Linked DNA regions of Homo sapiens: region 2 is linked to region 1. A link is a loop called in an ENCODE intact Hi-C map of the cell type or tissue named here. Cell type or tissue: PC-3. All regions are shown on one strand. Links, peaks and the distances in the headings refer to the core of each region. The heading gives the core; the rest is flanking DNA. Region 1 has its middle 26 kb from the start of KIRREL1. Region 2 overlaps KIRREL1 (kirre like nephrin family adhesion molecule 1).

The links. A loop is a pair of places that touch in the nucleus more often than their neighbours do. Peaks named below come from ENCODE experiments on the same cell type or tissue, not always from the same donor. Only the 100,000 strongest peaks of a DNase experiment are listed, where the experiment ranks them.
Region 2: a loop joins it to region 1, with 4 times the contacts of the local background. A loop is called at or near these places in 4 of 110 quality-filtered maps.

What each region holds. Positions count from the first base shown.
Region 1 is chr1:157,964,216-157,971,912 of GRCh38, reverse strand. No RefSeq gene overlaps it. Among named protein-coding and RNA genes, the nearest start is that of KIRREL1, 26 kb to the left of the region's middle. In PC-3, for the core only: a CTCF peak has its summit at 1,967 (motif pointing left); DNase peaks (open chromatin) are centred at 1,992, 2,772 and 3,232; H3K4me3 peaks cover 584 bases; H3K27ac peaks cover 1,271 bases.
Region 2 is chr1:158,018,530-158,021,029 of GRCh38, reverse strand. The region is part of intron 1 of KIRREL1 (kirre like nephrin family adhesion molecule 1); the gene reads right to left. Among named protein-coding and RNA genes, the nearest start is that of KIRREL1-IT1, 5.8 kb to the left of the region's middle. RefSeq lists enhancers at 1,177-1,471, 1,008-1,693. In PC-3, for the core only: no CTCF peak of the experiment used is centred there; a DNase peak (open chromatin) is centred at 1,339; H3K4me3 peaks cover 629 bases; H3K27ac peaks cover 2,108 bases.

The DNA of each region.
Region 1 (7,697 bases), core at 861-3,360:
GGCCAAGAGGCCTAGGAGGAAAGAATGGTTTTGGACACCAGGTGCAGGGCCCTGCTACTCTGTGTAGCCTGAGGATACAGCTCCCCACATCCTAGTCACTCAAGCTGCAGCCTTGGCTCAAAGGGGCCAAGATGCAGCTCAGGCTGCTGCTTTGGAGGGTGTCACTATAAGACTTGGTAGCTTCCACATGGTGTTAAGCCTGCAGGTGTGCAAAATGCAAGAATGAAGGAGTTTTGCCAGCTCCCGCCTAGATTCCAGAGGATGTATTAGAAAGCCTGTGTGCCCAGGCAGAAGCCTGTCACAGGGACAGAACCCCCACAGAGAGACTTTACTAGGACAGTGCCAAGGGGAAATGTGGGATTGGAGCCCCCACACAGAGTTTGCATTAGGGCACTGGCTAGTGGAGCTGTGGGAAGGAGGCCGCTGTCCTCTAGACCCATGAATGGGAGAGCCACTGGCAGCATGCACCCTGAATCTGAAAAAGCCACAGACACTTAACTCCAACCTGTGAGAGCAGCCACAGGGGCTGCACCCTGTAAAACCACAGGGGTGGAGCTGTCCAAGGCCTTGAGAGCCCACTTCTTGCATCAATGTGCACAGGATGCAGGACATGGAGTCAAAGATTGTTTTGGAGCTTTAAGAGGTAAGGATTGCCCTGCTGGGTTTCAGACTCCATGGTGCCTGTTGTCCCTTTCTTTTGGCTGGTATCTCCCTTTCAGAGTGGAATGTTTACCCAATACTGGTATCACCATTGTATCTTGGAAGTAAATAGGTTGTTTTTGGTTTTACAGACTCATAAATAGAAGGAACCTGCCTTGAGTCTCAGATGAGACTTTGGACTTTTGATTGAGTGGATGCTAGAATGAGCTAAGACTTTTGGGGACTATTGGGAAAAGATGGTTGTATTTTGCAATGTGAGAAAACCATGAAATTTAGGGAGCCAGGGTCTGAAAGATATGATTTGGATGTTCTGTCCCCTCCAAATCTCATGGTGAAATGTGACCTATAATGTTGAAGGTGGGCCTGGTGGGAGGTGTTTCAGTCATGAAGGCAGATCCTTCATCAATGGCATGATACTGTCCTTGTGGCAATGAGTGAGTTCTCACTCTGTGAGTTCACATGAGACCTGGTTGTTTAAAAAAGCCTGGCACTATCTCCCCTCTCTCTCTTGCTCCTTCTCTTGCCATGTGATACACTGACTTCCCCTTTACTTTCCACCATGATTGGAAGGTTCCTGGGGTCTTACCAGGAGCAGATGCCAGTAACATGCTTCTTATACAGCCTGCAGAACCATGAATCAAAATATGCCTCTTTTCTTTATATATTACCCAGCCTCAGGCATTCCTTTACAGCCATGTGAAATGGACTAACAGAAATACTTTGAAAAGATAAGTCCTAAACCAAGTCTTGAAAGATAAGTGATTTTTATCCAGGGGAAGAAAGAAGGGAATGGTATTTCAAGTAGAAGGGAGAATATAAATCAAATCATGGAAGCTTGAAACAGCTTGTTGTGTGTGGAAATCACAAAGAGAGCAGCATTTCTTTTCAAGAGCTGAACTGCCTGGGTGTGACTCCCAGACTCTCTGCAAGATATGTGACCTTGGGCACATTACTAAACCACTAGGTGAATCAGTTTCCCCAGTCATAAAGTGGGGAATATCATAGTGTCTGCCTCATAGGGTTGTCATGAGAAGGAAACAAATCAATTCACGTGAAGTGCTTGGGACAGTGTCTGGCACATCGTAGATGCTCAATAAATGATAGCATTTCTTATCATTGGGTGCAGACAGTGAGGCAGGGATTAGATGGAATATGAGATTGAAAATGTAATTAGCTGGATGTAGAAGGTCTTGTATGCCATACCCAGGGTTTTGACTTTGTCCTGGCAACACCAGGAGCCACTGCAGGATTGTAGGCTAAGGAACAATATGATGGGATTTGGTGTTTCAAGTGGCTCACTATGGCCACCTAGTGGAGGATGGTCAAGGGGAGGAAATTTGGAGGCAGGTTTTAGAAGACCTGGCTGTATATTCTGGCTCAACACTTAACCAGTGTATGAATCATTTCCTTCTTTGAGCCTCAATTTAATAATCTGGGAAGTAGGAATTGTAAAACATATCCAAAGGGCTGCGGTGAGGAGAAAATTAAATAACAGAATGAAAGTCCCTAACCCAGTGCATGACACATATAAATAGGTTTGCAATGAATATTTGTTTTGATTTTAATATCAGAAATCTTACAAGAGAGGAGCAAAAAGCCTCACAGTTTCCCCATCTTTATGCTCTGTCCCACCAGGCCAGCTCTCCTTGCTTCTATAAATGTGCTAGAAACAGTCGAACTGGCTCACAGACCTACACGGTGAGTATCATCCTTACTCTCTCCTACTGCACTCTTCTCACCTCCATAGCTGTCCAGTTCACCCTGATTCAGTGGTCAGAACCCTGACCTCTTTCTAAAGCATCTGCCATATCCAAGGCTAAGACCACATCCACCAGGCTGGAAAGTGGGTAAGGAAAGCTTCTGATGTAACAAGTCTTTTCTTTGTCTGCTGATTGTCATCAGAGAGCTGTTGTTTTTCAATTGACCCTCACCACATTCAATACCTGTTGTTTTACACAATCTTTTTGCAGCACCTCTGTCTTATCTCCCCTAATAGTCTGTACGATTCTAGAAGGCACAGACTGCACAGTAAACATGTCTTAGGACCTGCCTCTTGCTCATGGCAGAGGCTTGCCAGGGAATGAATCGAATGAAGAGTTGACTGATGCTCACACAGTGCTGAAAGCCTGCCAAGCTGTGAATAAGTATGAGTTGGTTTGATTATGAAAGATGGGAAATCATGTCTTCTTTTCTAGAGTGGAACATAAAGCTTCCCAGCCTCCTCAGGCTTGCTCAGGCAGAGCAGGCAGAGCTGTGACCTGTGGGCCCAGAATTGTACCCTTGATAATCTAAATGACAATCAGCTTATTAAGCCTCACAGTCCCCTGTGCAAGCTGATGAAGGAGGGTGGGCGCCTCAGTGGTCAACAACCGTTCAGGGATCTCCTCCCAACAATGGCTCTGTGCCTCTACAAGGCAGTTTGAAACACACACAGAAAACCAGCCGATTTACACACTCTTCTTCCTGCTGTTCCCTTGGCACACATTTTGTGCTGACGTGACAGCCACAGGAACAGATGTCTGTTTGGCCTCTGGGGAGGCAGAGGAAACTCAGGCCACATCTGAAGCTCCTCCCCTTCTTTCCAGGCCACCTGGAACCCAGGCCATGAGTCATGTAGGACCAGTTCAGGGATATGGTCCAGGAAGGCTACAAGGAGTGGGGGTGATGACAGTTGGAGAAAAGAATCAAAGGCGTTGGCACGGAAGGGGAAGTTGAAGGACTCTCTGGCCCAGCTCTCGGGTCATTAAATAGTATTATTGCTCCGGTTTTGTAGTGAAGTAACTGAGGCCTGAGGTGGGTGAGTGACCTGAGCGAGGCAAACGCTCCATGTGTGTAGAGAAGAGAGAAGATGGTGGCAGCTCAGGCCTGCTGCAATGTCCATCACTGCCACCTGCTTCTGACTAAAGATGTCGGTGGTGGTGATGGAGAGGGGATATTGGAGAGGATGTTGTTACCTCAGACCAGGTTAACCAGTAAAGGTGAGTGTGCATACGTGTTTGTGGGTGTGACCTGCTCTTCAATACTCAACTTCAGAGGTCCACTTCTACAGGATACTACTGCTGCTGTCACACCTAATGATAATAATAATGGTAATAACAAAGGCCAACAGAGCGATTGAGCACTTACTATGTGCCAGACATGGTGCTCAGTGCATTACACAGATTACCACATTTAATCCTCTAAGAGGTTGTTCTTATTATTCTTACCCCGTTCCATAGCTGAAGAAAACGAAAGATAAGTTTAGGAACCTGCCCACAGATATACACTAGATTCTTGGTTAGATTGGGTTGCTATGACAAATACCATAGACAGGATGGCTTAAAAATCAGAAATGTATCTCTCACAGTTTTGGATACTGAAAGTCCAAAATCAGGGTGCCAGCAGATGGGGTCCTGAGCCGCTCTTCTGAGCTTCAGAAGATGGGGTCCTGAGCCGCTCTCTGAGCTTCAGCAGATGGGGTCCTGAGCCGCTCTCTGAGCTTCAGAAGATGGTGTCCTGAGCCGCTCTTCTGAGCTTCAGAAGATGGGGTCCTGAGCCGCTCTTCTGAGCTTCAGAAGATGGGATCCTGAGCCCCTCTCTGAGCTTCAGCAGATGGGGTCCTGAGCCCCTCTCTGAGCTTCAGAAGATGGGGTCCTGAGCCGCTCTCTAAGCTTCAGCAGATGGGGTCCTGAGCCACTCTCTGAGCTTCAACAGATGGGTCCTGAACCCCTCTTCTGTGCTTCAGCAGATGGGTTCTGAGCTTCTTGCTGGATCTCTTGCTGTGTCCTCACATGGTGGAGAGAGAGAGAGAGAGAGAATCTCTTTTGTGTATTTTAGGGCACTAATCCCATTCATGAGGGATGCACCCTTATGACCTAATCACCTCCCAAAGGCACCACCTCTAAATACCATTACATTGGGGATTAGGGCTTCAGCAAATAAAGTTTTGGGGAATGCATGCATTCAGTCCACAGCAGTTCCTAGATTCACAGGACCAGAATTTGCATGTGGAGTAGTCATTAAGATTGTTCACAAATCCTTTTTTTTTTCTCTCTTTCCCCAGGTTAGAATTTTCTGTCTCAGTTGAGTTAAAGCATGACTATGGGACTTTGTCTGGCCAATAAAATGTGAGTGGAAGTGTCACTTCTGGCCAGAAGTTTTAGGAACCAAGTTATGCTCTGCCATGTTCTCTTTTCCCTTGGTCACAGCGACTGGCAATAACCTAGGTGATGTTGTGCTATCAGCCCAGGTCCTAGGGGGAGGATGATGATGGGGTTGAACAGAGCCCTCAACTGACCCTCCAGATTGCATAATGAGAAATAAACCTTTGTGGTTGTAAGCCACTGAAATTGTAGGGCTGTTCACTATCATAGCAACAGGGCTCAGCCCATCTTGACTGAATTGGAGTGAGGCTTTTTTAGCACAAAGTGAAACTCAAACCCCATATTTTGCCATCTCCTCAATTTCTCCAGCTGTCCTGGATATTCCCCCAGTGGGCTCAAGTAGCACTCTGCTATGGCATCAGTTACACTGTATGTCCAGTCTTCTTTCATTCCCGTGACCAAGCCCATTGGAGCACACTTCTGTGTCTTTGGGGTCTAAGCATCTAACACAGAGCCTAGGACACAGGACATGCTAAGTACATGCTCACTGAATGGATGCCTGTAGGAGAAGGATTCTGACACTGCAGTGTTGCCCTGCAGGACAAACTCCAAGTGGCCCAGAAGGTCAGCCCACCTTGGACCCCACATTTTTGTCAGATGACGCGGGAGACTTTTTGTTTCTGGTATCCTCATCCCTGGGGGCTCAGCCAGGTGGGTTGGCACCTGGGGTGTCTGCCCAGCTGGCTAGCAGAATTTGTATCACCGTGTGCAGACCTCAGCAGTAAATCAGCAGGTGTGAGGAATTTACCCCAGAGAGTGATCCAGCAGTGGCATGAATGAGTAATTTACAAAGCCCATTAAGGCGGCACAGAATTACTTATTTATGGGAACTTTTTGACAGATCTGCGGCTTAATCATTTATCCCTGTGAACATTTAGCCAGGGTCATTGGTAAATAATTCACTTATTACACACTCTGGAGTGGTTTATGGTACTGTGACTTATGATCTCACATGAGTTCGCAGCCGGGGAATTGGAATGTGAAGGCCGGGGAGGGGAGGGGAAGTGGAGGCCTCTGGATGCAGGCCCCAGTAGAAAGGCCGTCTGCTCTAAGTCAGCTTGATGTTACAGCACAGGAGGATTTTAGTCCCCAGTCTAACCTTTGGGGAGACAGTGAGGGAAGGAAATAGGTATTAAGAGAATGGTCTGAAAATGCTAGGTCTTAGCTCCAGGCAGAGCGAGGACAGACTCCAGCTTCACTAGCTCTCCGGGGCCTAGTGGGGAAATCTGAATGCCCCAGCCTGACATTCAAGATCCTCCAGGAACTGTCCCCATTCCTTCCCAGTCTTATCACTCATTACTTATCTCAGCAGCGCCACGGGGGCTGATATCTCACATATCTCCCCCGCTCCCCAAGAATTTGCTCGTGGCACTCCTCCTGCCTGCCTGCCCTTCTCTTCTTTTGTCTAACTGCTACTTAATATTCAGCTTTCAGCTCAAAGCCCATCTCTGCATGAAGCCTTCTTACACTACTTCAGCTACGTTCACGACCTCCATGAAGTTCTTGAAAACTTGCAAAGTACCATGCACACATGAAGCACATTACACATGCCATTGATTAGCCGGCTCCCCTGGCTAGACTAGGTGCTCCTTCAGCACCAGGACTCAGACCCCAGTGAACATGGTCCCATGAAAGTTAGCCCAGAGCCTTTCCCACAGTGAGTTAAATGAACATGGGCTGTTGTTGATGATGGTGATAATAGGAGGATGCTCATGAAGATGGCTGTCAGGCTGACTTCCTCAGCATCACACCATGGCCTCTCTTCTCTGTCCCACATGTTCCCCAGGCCCCAAAGACAGTGGAAGCAGGTGATCACATCTCTAAGGTTCCTCAAGAGTCTAACTGATACCATAAGTGGAGAGAGGCACTTATGTTGGGATGGAGGAGGAGTGCATTTGGGCCTGCTCACCAGAGAGGAGTCAAGTTAAGGGGGAAAGGAAATCCAGGTGCAAGCACCAAGCCCCACCCTCTTATTGAAGATCCATCCCAAGCCACACCTGACTTGCCCATAACCTTCCAGGAAGACCCTACAGATTCCAAATGTGTTTCCCAGACCTCTAGTTTAAGGAGATTAGCTTGACTTCTTGAGGTTTAGTCCAGTTAAATAAGGTCTTCTACCTTTGTATCAATACCAATTGTTGCCCAGATGGTAGAAAGATTTAGCAAGATGGCTTCCTCTTCCCATTGGAGTTTTTAGATCTCCAATGGGAAGACACAGGAGATAATTTACTGTCTTGCCCACCAGGAAATCCTTCCTAAAGTCTAGTCTCAAGCAGTTTTGCTATAATGGTCAAGAAGAAGCATAGGATACTGAGCAACTTGTATTCCAGGAAGGGAAAGCCTGGGCTTGCCTGAGGTGAGTTGGGAGATGAGAAAAGATAGAAACAAGGTTGTTCCTAAGCACAGTGCTCTGTTCTTCCCTAGGTCTCAGGGAATTTGAAACAGGTTTCTAATCACTGCGTAGAGTGGTCAGAGCCATATGGTTTGTTACCTTATTCACACGTTTTTATGTGCTCCCATAACAACCTTGTCAAGTAGGTATTCTTGTGAGTTTCTATTACTGACTGAATTGTGTCCTCCCTAAATCTATATGTTGAAGCCCTAACCCCAGTGTGACTATTTGGACACAGAGCCTTTAAAGAGTTAATTAAGGTGAACTGAGCTCATAGGGGTAGAGCCTTAATCCTTACAGGACTGGTGTCCTTATAAGAAGAGAATAGACATCAGATCTCTCTCTCTCTCTCTCACTCTCTCTCTCCTTCTTTTGCCTTTCACGCGCACAAAGGAAAGGCCATGTGAGGACATAACAGGAAGGCAGCTGCCTGCAACCCAGGAAGAGAGGAACCAGAACCTAACATGCTGGTACCCTAATCTTGGACTTCCAGCCTTCAGAAC
Region 2 (2,500 bases), core at 1-2,500, 50 kb before region 1:
GGAGCTTAGCAACTGGAGAAGAAAGAATTACAGAAGATATGGGCCACTGCTTCTTCCTCCTGGCACCCAATAAATCCAGCGGCCCTGTAAGGTGGTCCCATCATCAATTATGATGAAAACGTTTATGTCTCAGTTATCCACACCACTGAGGAAGAGCAGTGGAGTGGATAATACAAAAGTTATTTCTTTTTGGCTTTGGAAAGCATGATAATGAATTTTTAGCAGCACCTAATTATGTCGTACTGAAGATAATATTTAAAAACTGTTTGCATTCTCTGAGCACATATTACGTGATAGTACCAGGAGCTGAGCTGGAAGAGAAACTAGACTTTGAGTTAAACATTAATTATAGGGATCTACCAAGTGGATAATCCACACTCAAATAACTGGGATATTCACTCAACGGCTTTTTTTTTTTTTTTTTTTTTTGATTTACTGTATGGCAGTCATTCTGCTCTATGCTGGGGAAAAGAGGCAAGAGACGGAAGTTACAGATATAAACAAATCATAGTCCCTATCCACAAGTAGCATTATAGTCTAGTGCAGGAGCTTAACAACCCACTATGATTAAAACAGAATGTATGATCTTTTGGAATTTCAAAGCAATTTGCTTTGGAAGCCCCCCAAAAATAATAGTTCATTCTTTGGGGGGAGTTGAGAAGACTACCTTAAGAAAGTGGCATGGGGGGTGCATCTTGAAGGCAAATCCAGATCTCAGAGAGTAAAGGATGGGAAGTGGGGTCATTGGGACTGATGCAGCAGTGTTAGCTAGGTATGGAGGTGAGAAAATGTATGGGCTATCCAGGGAACATCATCTTCCCGGAGGTGATGACTGGGATATCCTGACCAGGTGCTCTGGGAGGAGAGCTCAGAAAGAGAGAGACCTGACTGGTTTCACCCTTAGAGCAAAAGGAAATTCTGTCCACCCCAAGACCCCTTCCAATGTGCTCCCTGCACAGCCATCATTTATTTCAGCAAGACAGTTCTTGCTCCTAAAGCAACTTCCTTTCCACTGGCTATTCTGAAGAACTAAAAAAATTCACCCTGGGAAAAATGCTTATCCCGGGCCACAGCAGTCTATTTTTGACTTCAAACTTACTCAATTCAGGACTAATTTCTCTGGGATTCCCAGACTTGGGACTTTCTTTACCGGGGTCGGGGGTGTTATGCTTGGGGCCTCTCTCATAGCCATCAGCCCCTCCAAACCCTTCTGATTTGCTGCAGCTTTAAAATTGCAAGGGAAAAAAAGATGGAGAGAAGGCAGTTCTCTGCCTCTCCTGCCTCTTTCTCTTGCTCTGCGGTTAAGCTCAGCAATGATCCTACAAGCCTGGAATTTGAGGAATTTCCTGCCCCGTGCTCCCTGGAAGAGCTGAGAGAGACCTAGCAATTAGGCCTGGAGTTTCCACTCCTGCCTCCCTCCACCCAAGTTAAGTGCCCTGAGTGAAAGCCTCAGTCTAAGGGGGTCAGTGTGGAGCTCAGCCTGGGATGTGTCTGTGGCCTTAACTTTCAGCCCAAATGCGACCCCCATATAGTCACCCCAACAGCCATGCCCTCCTACCTCCCCCTCTCAATCACCCAAAGAGTATCTGCCAAAATGCTCCAAATCCTTTCGTTTGCCCATCTTAGAGTGTAGTAATGATACTAGTACAGGACATAACAGAGTTAATTCCTTCCAGAATCCATCTGGTCCTTCTGAAATTGTCTGAGAATAATTCAATGCCTTTTTTTTCCACCTTCCCTTCCTCTAACATCACAGGAGCAGAGCTATGCCTCAGCTCTTTATTCCTTCTCCTCCAGTCTGCTCCTCTCTCTTGTCCCTTCTCCCTTTTCTTGCCTTTGTCCACATGTTCATCATGACAATGCACTGACTTATTCGATTTGTGCCCTTGTTCCGTGTCCGCTATAGGCTGAGGGTCTTAGATCTGCTCCTTGAGCACATTTCTGTCTTGGGAATTTCTAGAGGGCAGAGTGGAGGCTCTGGACCTCTATTTACTTGGTTCAAGCCAGAGAAACGGGAACAGGAATAGGGAAGTAGGGAAGGTGTTCCCAAGTCATCCGAATGAACCTTATGTAACTTCTTTGCTGCAGCAACTGCAACAGCAGAAGCAAATTTCTCCTCCTAATTATGTTTTGTTCAGGCTAATAATAAAATTGGTTCATCTTCTCTCGTAGCACATCAATCGATGGCTGGATACCAGGTACTGGGGCAAAAAGCAGCCTGGGATTTAAACGCTTGCCACAAATGGTTCTCAAACTGGCCCATCGACCCTCATCAGATGGCCTCCAGGGAAGGAGGCCCCCTCTTTACCCTTCCCCTCTTTTTCCAGGGCTCCTCCTTGTCTGGGTGTCCAGCTTTATGTTTGCTTCCTCATTCTAGCAGTCCCATTCTTGACACCCTTTCAATAATGCCCCATGCTACTTTTTGCTTTCGCCCTTCCTCCAATCAAGGGACATCTCTGAGTCTTTTCTCCTCAAAGTCCTAGAGCAGCTGACCAATTAG